Regions from separate parts of the Mus musculus genome. Here region 2 is linked to region 1. A link is a loop called in an ENCODE intact Hi-C map of the cell type or tissue named here. Cell type or tissue: left cerebral cortex. All regions are shown on one strand. Links, peaks and the distances in the headings refer to the core of each region. The heading gives the core; the rest is flanking DNA.

Evidence for each region. A loop is a pair of places that touch in the nucleus more often than their neighbours do. Peaks named below come from ENCODE experiments on the same cell type or tissue, not always from the same donor. Only the 100,000 strongest peaks of a DNase experiment are listed, where the experiment ranks them.
Region 2: a loop joins it to region 1, with 2.0 times the contacts of the local background. A loop is called at or near these places in 2 of 42 quality-filtered maps.

What each region holds. Positions count from the first base shown.
Region 1 is chr15:26,894,506-26,899,222 of GRCm38, reverse strand. It overlaps Fbxl7 (F-box and leucine-rich repeat protein 7), which reads left to right and starts at 3,659. Exons shown (of 4, transcript NM_176959.3): 1 at 3,659-4,210. The coding sequence starts at 4,174. In left cerebral cortex, for the core only: a CTCF peak has its summit at 3,701; DNase peaks (open chromatin) are centred at 3,614 and 4,243; H3K4me3 peaks cover 1,717 bases; H3K27ac peaks cover 362 bases.
Region 2 is chr15:26,801,539-26,804,038 of GRCm38, reverse strand. All of the region lies in intron 1 of Fbxl7 (F-box and leucine-rich repeat protein 7), which reads left to right. Among named protein-coding and RNA genes, the nearest start is that of Fbxl7, 93 kb to the left of the region's middle. In left cerebral cortex, for the core only: no CTCF peak of the experiment used is centred there; no DNase peak of the experiment used is centred there.

The DNA.
Region 1 (4,717 bases), core at 2,218-4,717:
CATGAGACTGTCCTGGAACTAACTCAGGTCCACACACTTGTGCCTCATATACTCTAAAAACTAAGCCATTTCCCCAGCCTCAAAGACTAGTATGTTCTGTGATGACTTCCAGTAGTTATTTATTTATTTTCAACAGAGGTTCTATCTTTGAGTGATTCCAAGTAGCATTTCCAAAGAGCCTCCACATCTGCTTTATTTATAGTGTCCTCAGAAGAACTGTGTTCCTTTGAAGACCTGGAAGCCAAGGACCAGAGGAAGAAAGGAGGCAAACTGTTGAGCACCCGAGAATAGCAGCTGCCTTAACATGGCTCTGACAGCCTATCACCAGTGTCAAGTTCATATTAACCTCAAGCTCTATGGCTTAGGGCATACAAGAACCAACTATGTTAACTATCAAGCTGGCGTCTAACTTCAATAAGACAAATAACACATACTCCTAGAAAAGAAGACATTTGTATTAATAAGAGATTTAATATGTTTATCAAAGTAGCCCAACAAACACTGAGTCTCCAAAAACAAACACTGAAAACAATAAAAAACAGAAATGAAAATAAAAATAGCAAATGATAGCCTGAATGTTTATCTTTTTTTGTATCAGGCTCACTCAGGACAATGTAAATAGGTGCTAGTTAATGCTGCCTATAAGTGTATGAGATAGGACCACTCACAAGAGCATGGGTTGTCTTCCTGGGTTCACATCACAAGAGAAAACTGTCTCTTCATCTCTCAGCAACTATCGGTTGCTAAAGGGTGCTCAGGTAGGGGTGGGAATTCATGAACCTCTTCGGTTGATGTTGGCTTGATCTTGTGAAGGTCTTATGCATGCAGTCACAGCAGCGGGGGTCATGTGTGCAGTGGCCCTATCATGTCTGGCAAACAGTGGTTTTTGCTGAAGATGTTTTGTTCTGCCACCATTGGCTCTTTCTGTCTTTCTGTCTGTATTGTGGCTACCCTGAACCCTGTGGGAAGGAGGTATGATTTAGATGTCCCATTTAGAGCTGAGCCCTCTACCATGTCTTATTCTCTGTATACTGACCACTTGTGGGTCTCTGTACTAGTTGCCATCTCATATACAAAGGAGCTTTTCTGACAAGAGTTGAGAGATGCACTACTATGGGTGTAAATGCTAAGAACTTAGGGGTGATTTAATACTATGTCTATTTAGCAGAAAAATAGTATTTGGTTCCCCTCTAGGGCCTATGACCTATGACCTAACCAGTCTGTTTTTGGTTCCATTGGCAGCAGGAGGTACTCATTCCATCCTGTGGAGCGAGCTTTCTCACTCCATTTCATGGTGACATAGACTGTTCCCTTAAACTCATGTTTCAGTGGGTTGGCACCTTAAAGGGGCATAGACAGAGAAGATGGAATACTGTATAGGCCACTGCTATTTCTTTCCTTGGCTTTCATCCATTCTGCAAGTGATGGATGAGCGATTCCTTGTGTTAGGAGCTAGGCTGGGAAGTCAAGTATGTTGGTGAAATACATATTAGTTCTCAAGAGGCTTGTAAATTGGTGATGAAAATTTGGGGGTTGGTAAGTATGCAAAAAACAAATTTTGGGCCTGCATAAAATCATTTATGCAACATTTTAATTTTGAAAAGTAGTGTGTATACTCAAATATGAATACACCTTGATGTTTAACAAGAATACTAATTTTCTTTCTTTTGATTACTGTTCTCAAACGTTCATGACGAGTAGGCCAACAAATATTTGTGTCAACTTCTATTTTTTTGAGTGATGTTAAGCATTTTTTTTTCCTATTTTGTTTTACAACATGCTTGTCCCAGGCAGCTTTACTTGAATAGTAAAGATCTTGGTAGATGGGCAGATCAAAAGACCAGGTCATTGACTCTGTGTTGAGTAATGGCCAAGTCAAGGCAACCCCTGGACTGGTAGGACGGAAGCTGGGTAGTCTGGAGCTCTCCTCTGAGGACTCTGGGTGGCTGAACTTTTTGAGCCTTGGTTTTGTTTTTCATCATTTCCATACTTTGTAAACCACAAAGAGGGACAGAGAGCATAAGCATAACAAACTGAAAATGCCACACCAAGCCTGAGATGAGCCTCACTTGCTTTCCTGAGTTAGTGCTGTCTATCCTCAGCTAAGCTGCCAAAAGGGTAAAATTCGCACAGTTTCTTAAATGGAGACATGAAACCTCCTGAACCAAGGGCTGTAGATTATCTCGGTGGGTAGACAGTGTTTGCCCTGCATGAATGAAGTCCTGGGTTTGTTCTTTTGCACCATATAAACCCAGGTAGGAGACAGATGCCTGCAACCCTAGCAATTTTGAGGGGGAGTGGAGGCAGATTGCTCAGATTTTCAAAGTCACCCCAAGGACCAGGCAGAATCCATCTTGTGCAGGAAGACAGCCCTGCTGTCTACTCATTTTTAGATTGATTTTGTGTTTTCTAGCAGAATCTTGTAGGGAGCCCATCATAAATTAATTTTAATTTTAATGTTTTTAATTTTATCTCATTAGACAAGTGTTTAGGAATTACACATTACTGTTTAGATATTTTAAAAGACATTAAAACATTCTTTTATGGCTTTGGAGTAGAAGACAAAAAAGGTTCCCAACACAATAATTATTCTGTTCTATCTTTGAACGTTTACACGTTTACTTAAGAATATGGTATCTGCATGGTTAAGGATAGATTTTAAACTTTGAAACATAATGTTTTATCTTTAATGAAGAGCATTGTAGGAACTCATCTAAGGAGAATTTACAAGAAGTCAAATCATCTCATAAGAAGCCATTGTTTACTAACTCCTGGGTTTCTATTCAAGAATTATGTATATATAAAGATAAACATATCACTAAGCTTTAATTTAATTTACAACATCTGTAAGGAGAAACTGCTGCGTGTTCGTTTCACCACCAAAAAAATCTGCGTGAACAACGTTCTGATCTTCAGTGAGACTTTCTAGGCACTTACATAGAAATGGAGTAGGACATTAAGATTCTCTATCTTTTTTTTTTCCCTATTTAATGGAAGGAACACCAAAGGGCGATTTAAAGGAGGAGGGGGCTTTGCAAACGCCACGTAAATCTCCAAACGAAGTAGTAAGTTACTAAATAAAAGATGGCATCAACTACAAGAAGAAAAATAAATAAATAAATGAGGAGGGAAAAAAAAGTCGTGTCTCGGAAGCTTTCAAAACTTCAGAGCCAGGAAACCTCCTTCTCAGGGCGGGGAATGTCTTTGCTCTCCAGAGACCACTCCCTTGCTAAGTTCCTCTCAAGTTTTCCTTACCCCTCCTCCATTCCTCGCGTTAGCCCCGAAACCCAAGGAGCCGCTGGAGATTGCCAGCACAGGTACCAGAAATGTGCCAGAACCGGACACTGACTGCATGTTTCTAGTAAACGTCACAAATGGGCCATTTTTTTTGTAGACAACTCCAGGGGAATTCGAAGAACGTCTTGAAGCCCACAGTCCACAGAAAACACAGCGCGCAGCACGGTCCTTCACGCCGGAGGGTTCGCGAGTGGCACGGAGAGCCAGAGCCCTGGCGGGGACCAGGAGCCGGAGCCCGGAAAAGGCGTGCTGCCCCTTTAAAAGGCCGCGCATCTCCGGGCCGGCCTTCCTCCCGGGGGCTCCAGCTGTGATTGACGCTGGGCGGCGAGAGGAGGCGCCTGGCGCTAACAAAAGTCCGGCCCGCAGGCGAGCAGCGCCGGGCCACAAGTCTCTGCTCACTCGGGGCACCGCAACAAGTGGCCGCCGCGCCCTCCCCGGGGAAGCCGCGGACGCACGGGGGCGCAGGGCGGAGGCGGAGGCCGAGGAGCCGGACAGCCTGGGGCAGGCGCGGCTCGGCTCGCACGGCTGGGGACCGCGGAGGCGCATGGGGACCCCACGGCGGTGGAGCGGCGAGTCTAGGGGCGGCACCCGGGCGCGGGCTGTGCTTCGCGCTGCTCCCACTCGCCCGGAGCGCGGAATCTGAGAGCTCCGGTGGTTGCTCTGGAGCTGGCTCGCCACCCTCGGGGGTGCCAGGAGCGGACCTAGTCCCACCCCTCCGGTCGCAGAGCACTGCGGACCCCCAAGCCCAAATCGGCCCTTGGAAGGGGCATGTGCAGCTAAGGGTCCGGTCCTGCCCGCTTTCCTCTGCCCCGCCGCCTGGGAGGTGCGCCCCAGCTATGCAGTGTCCAGGGAGGAGGCGGGCATGACGGCGACAGGATGGGCGCGAACAATGGCAAACAGTACGGCAGTGAGGGTGAGTGGGCCGAACGTACCCCCTCCCCCGACTCCCGGATCGCGCCCCCTCCCTTTCCTCTCGCACACAGCTCAGGCGCACCCTACTTTGGTGACGTCGGGGTAGCCGGCTTCCCTTTGGGCTCTGCTTGATCCAGTCTCTGGTACCTGGACGTGCCTTTCCACCACTGGGGTCTCTTAAGCAATTTTCCAGGTTGTCTTTAGGACTGCTCAAGTTGCATTTCTGCTGTGTTTCTGAACACGTGTGCCCCAGCTTTTCCTTCTCTGCGCACCTTGGTCTAGGTGATGGTTTGGCAGAGAATTGAAGCAGTCAAAACTTTCCCAGGCCTTTTTGTGCTTTAGTCCTCTGGACTTCCTCCTATCAGGAAAAAAACTTCGGGAAGAAGTTAAGCTTCCATTCTTTGCTAACTGCCCTGGTCTGACAGGTCTGTGAAACTAACCACCTATGGGTCCCGCGAGGCATGGAGTGGCTGGGAGCTTTGTCTGGGCTCTCTCGAGGCTCAAGACA
Region 2 (2,500 bases), core at 1-2,500, 93 kb after region 1:
CTCAAAATTTCTGCTTACAAACCTTTGTGCTGATAACCCGGGTCTGTGACATGGCATCCCAGCTGCTGTTGACAAAGATGCCAGGATGGGTCTCTGTTACACACTCTCAATATTCTTGGTCACGGTAGAGCTGATGGTTCTTCCTCCTGCAGATGCTTCTCTGTCCAGGTGTGTACAATGCTGGACATTTGCCCAGTCTTTCCCATGTAAAACCCTACCTGTCGGGAGGATGACTAAGTCTCTCTTGTTTTTATCTCCAAATATTTAGAGACTGGTAATCATCAGCAATAATTTCTTTCCAAGAGCTCTATGCTACAGTGTTGTTAACAGCAGCAGTGCCTGTGATCCCAGGACATGTAAGAAGATAGGAATGCAGTGTAGTGAGAAAATATACATAACAACACACTGGTGTATCCCCAAGTGTTCTGTAAAAGGTCAGCTGTGGTGTTTTGATTTTTTTTTTTTTACAATAGTAAGTGCCAAAATGACTGTAAGTGGTACCAACATTCCAAGTGAGGAAGGGTTTCTAAAACCAAAGTGGGTTTATTTTGAGAGAGTTGAAGGTGAGATGGAGTTTTGTTTATAAAAACCACTATTATAGCATAACAAGATTTCAATCAGAAATGTGAGGCAGTGCTGTACATGTTGAGTTGTGGGAATTTCAAGAATTGACTGGCTGATACACAAGGTTGAAAGAACAGCCCAGAGATCAGGCCTGAATTCGTCAATCTAATTATTAAGATTACAAATCTTAAGGGTAAAGTCCTGTGTTTGAGTTAAACTACCTCCAATTGCCTGAATTCGTCAATCTAATTATTAAGATTACAAATCTTAAGGGTAAAGTCCTGTGTTTGAGTTAAACTACCTCCAATTTTAATTGTGCGGTAATATATGTCTGTGCTCCGCTGCAGTCTGAGGGCTGGGGGAAGAGATCACACAGGAAAGCACCTGCCTCTGAAGTGTGAGGACCAGAGTTTTGATTTACAGAACCCAACTGAAAAGCTGAGTGTGATGTATCTGCCAGCCCAGCATCTGGGACGCTGAGACAAAACCCAGCCAGCTACCATAGCCAAATCAAGTCTCTGATTCAAAGCATCAGGTATGGAGAGATTGAGCAAAACACCCAACTTCAACTCTAACGACCAGGAACATGTGCATATACATCCAAAGTAACACACACACACACACACACACACACACACACACACACACACACACATTCACAGACCCCCACACACACACATTCACAGACACACAGATACACACACACACACACTCACAGACACACACACATTCACAGACACACACACACATTCACAGACACACAGATAAACACACACACACACACACACACACACTCACCAATCAATCAACCAGTCAATCAACCAATAAGTAAATAAACAGAATTCAAGTTCTGGAAGAACATTGCCAGGTGACATTGGCTGTGGGCTAGCCATTAAAGTCATGCATTGCCTGAGGCAATTAAAGGAAAACCCAACCACTCTTGGACTGCATAATACTAGCTAAGTAGTAACCCTGAGTCGGAGAATTAAGCCTCCTCCAGTATAGCAGCTGGAGGACAAAGCTGTCACCTGAGCTCTGCTACAGGTACAATGGTAAGAATAAAGGGTGACAACAGGGGGAAGCCTTAAAAGCTGAAGGGAGGTGACACTGTCAATACTTTAGCTTCTCTAGGAAAGACAGCGAGGTAGAAACCCAGTCCCTGTCTGCTGAGGTTTGGCAAAGCTAAGAGGTTACAAAACCTGCTGAGTAGTAGCCATGGCCTGTTGTCAGAGTTGAAGGGAAACCTCAGCTCTAATTCTCTCATGTGGCAAAATGAGAATATGTTGGCCGGGAATCATCAGATGGATTGATTAATTAGAGTAGAGATTAAAATAAAGCCCTCTTGTCTGTAAGAATTTTTCTGTGTTTACAGGAGGCAGTAAGATAATTCATACCAGAATTGGCCTGAGGTTTGTTTTGGGAAAAACAATTTAAAAAATCATTTTAAGAAATGTCACTGGGCTGGAGGGATGGCTCGGCCATTAAAGGCTAGGCTCACAACCAAAAATATAAGAAATGTCATCAAAAAACTGCATGGTAGAATTCATTTTTGAATGATACAGAGTCTGGATATCTATCTTATCTTCAGCAGACAGGTAATGATTGAGAACTCAGCTACTACTGCCAGCTGTGCACCACTTTCTACTTCTGACTGTGATGTCATTGCCTTAACAATTCACTGATTGTTCTGACTTAGTTCATTACCTTCAGAATCCAGTACTTCCTATATGTCCATCAACGGGAACCAACCCTCTAACATATGAATCTGTAGGAGACATTCTTTAAAAAAGATGTCTTTCTTTATGTATGTGAGGCATAGCAGTACATTGTAGTGGGCATTGGATCCCATTACAAATGGTTGTGAGCCACGATGTGGTTGCTGGGAATTGAACTCAGGACTTTTGGAAGAGCAGTCAGTGCTCCTAACTGCTGAGCC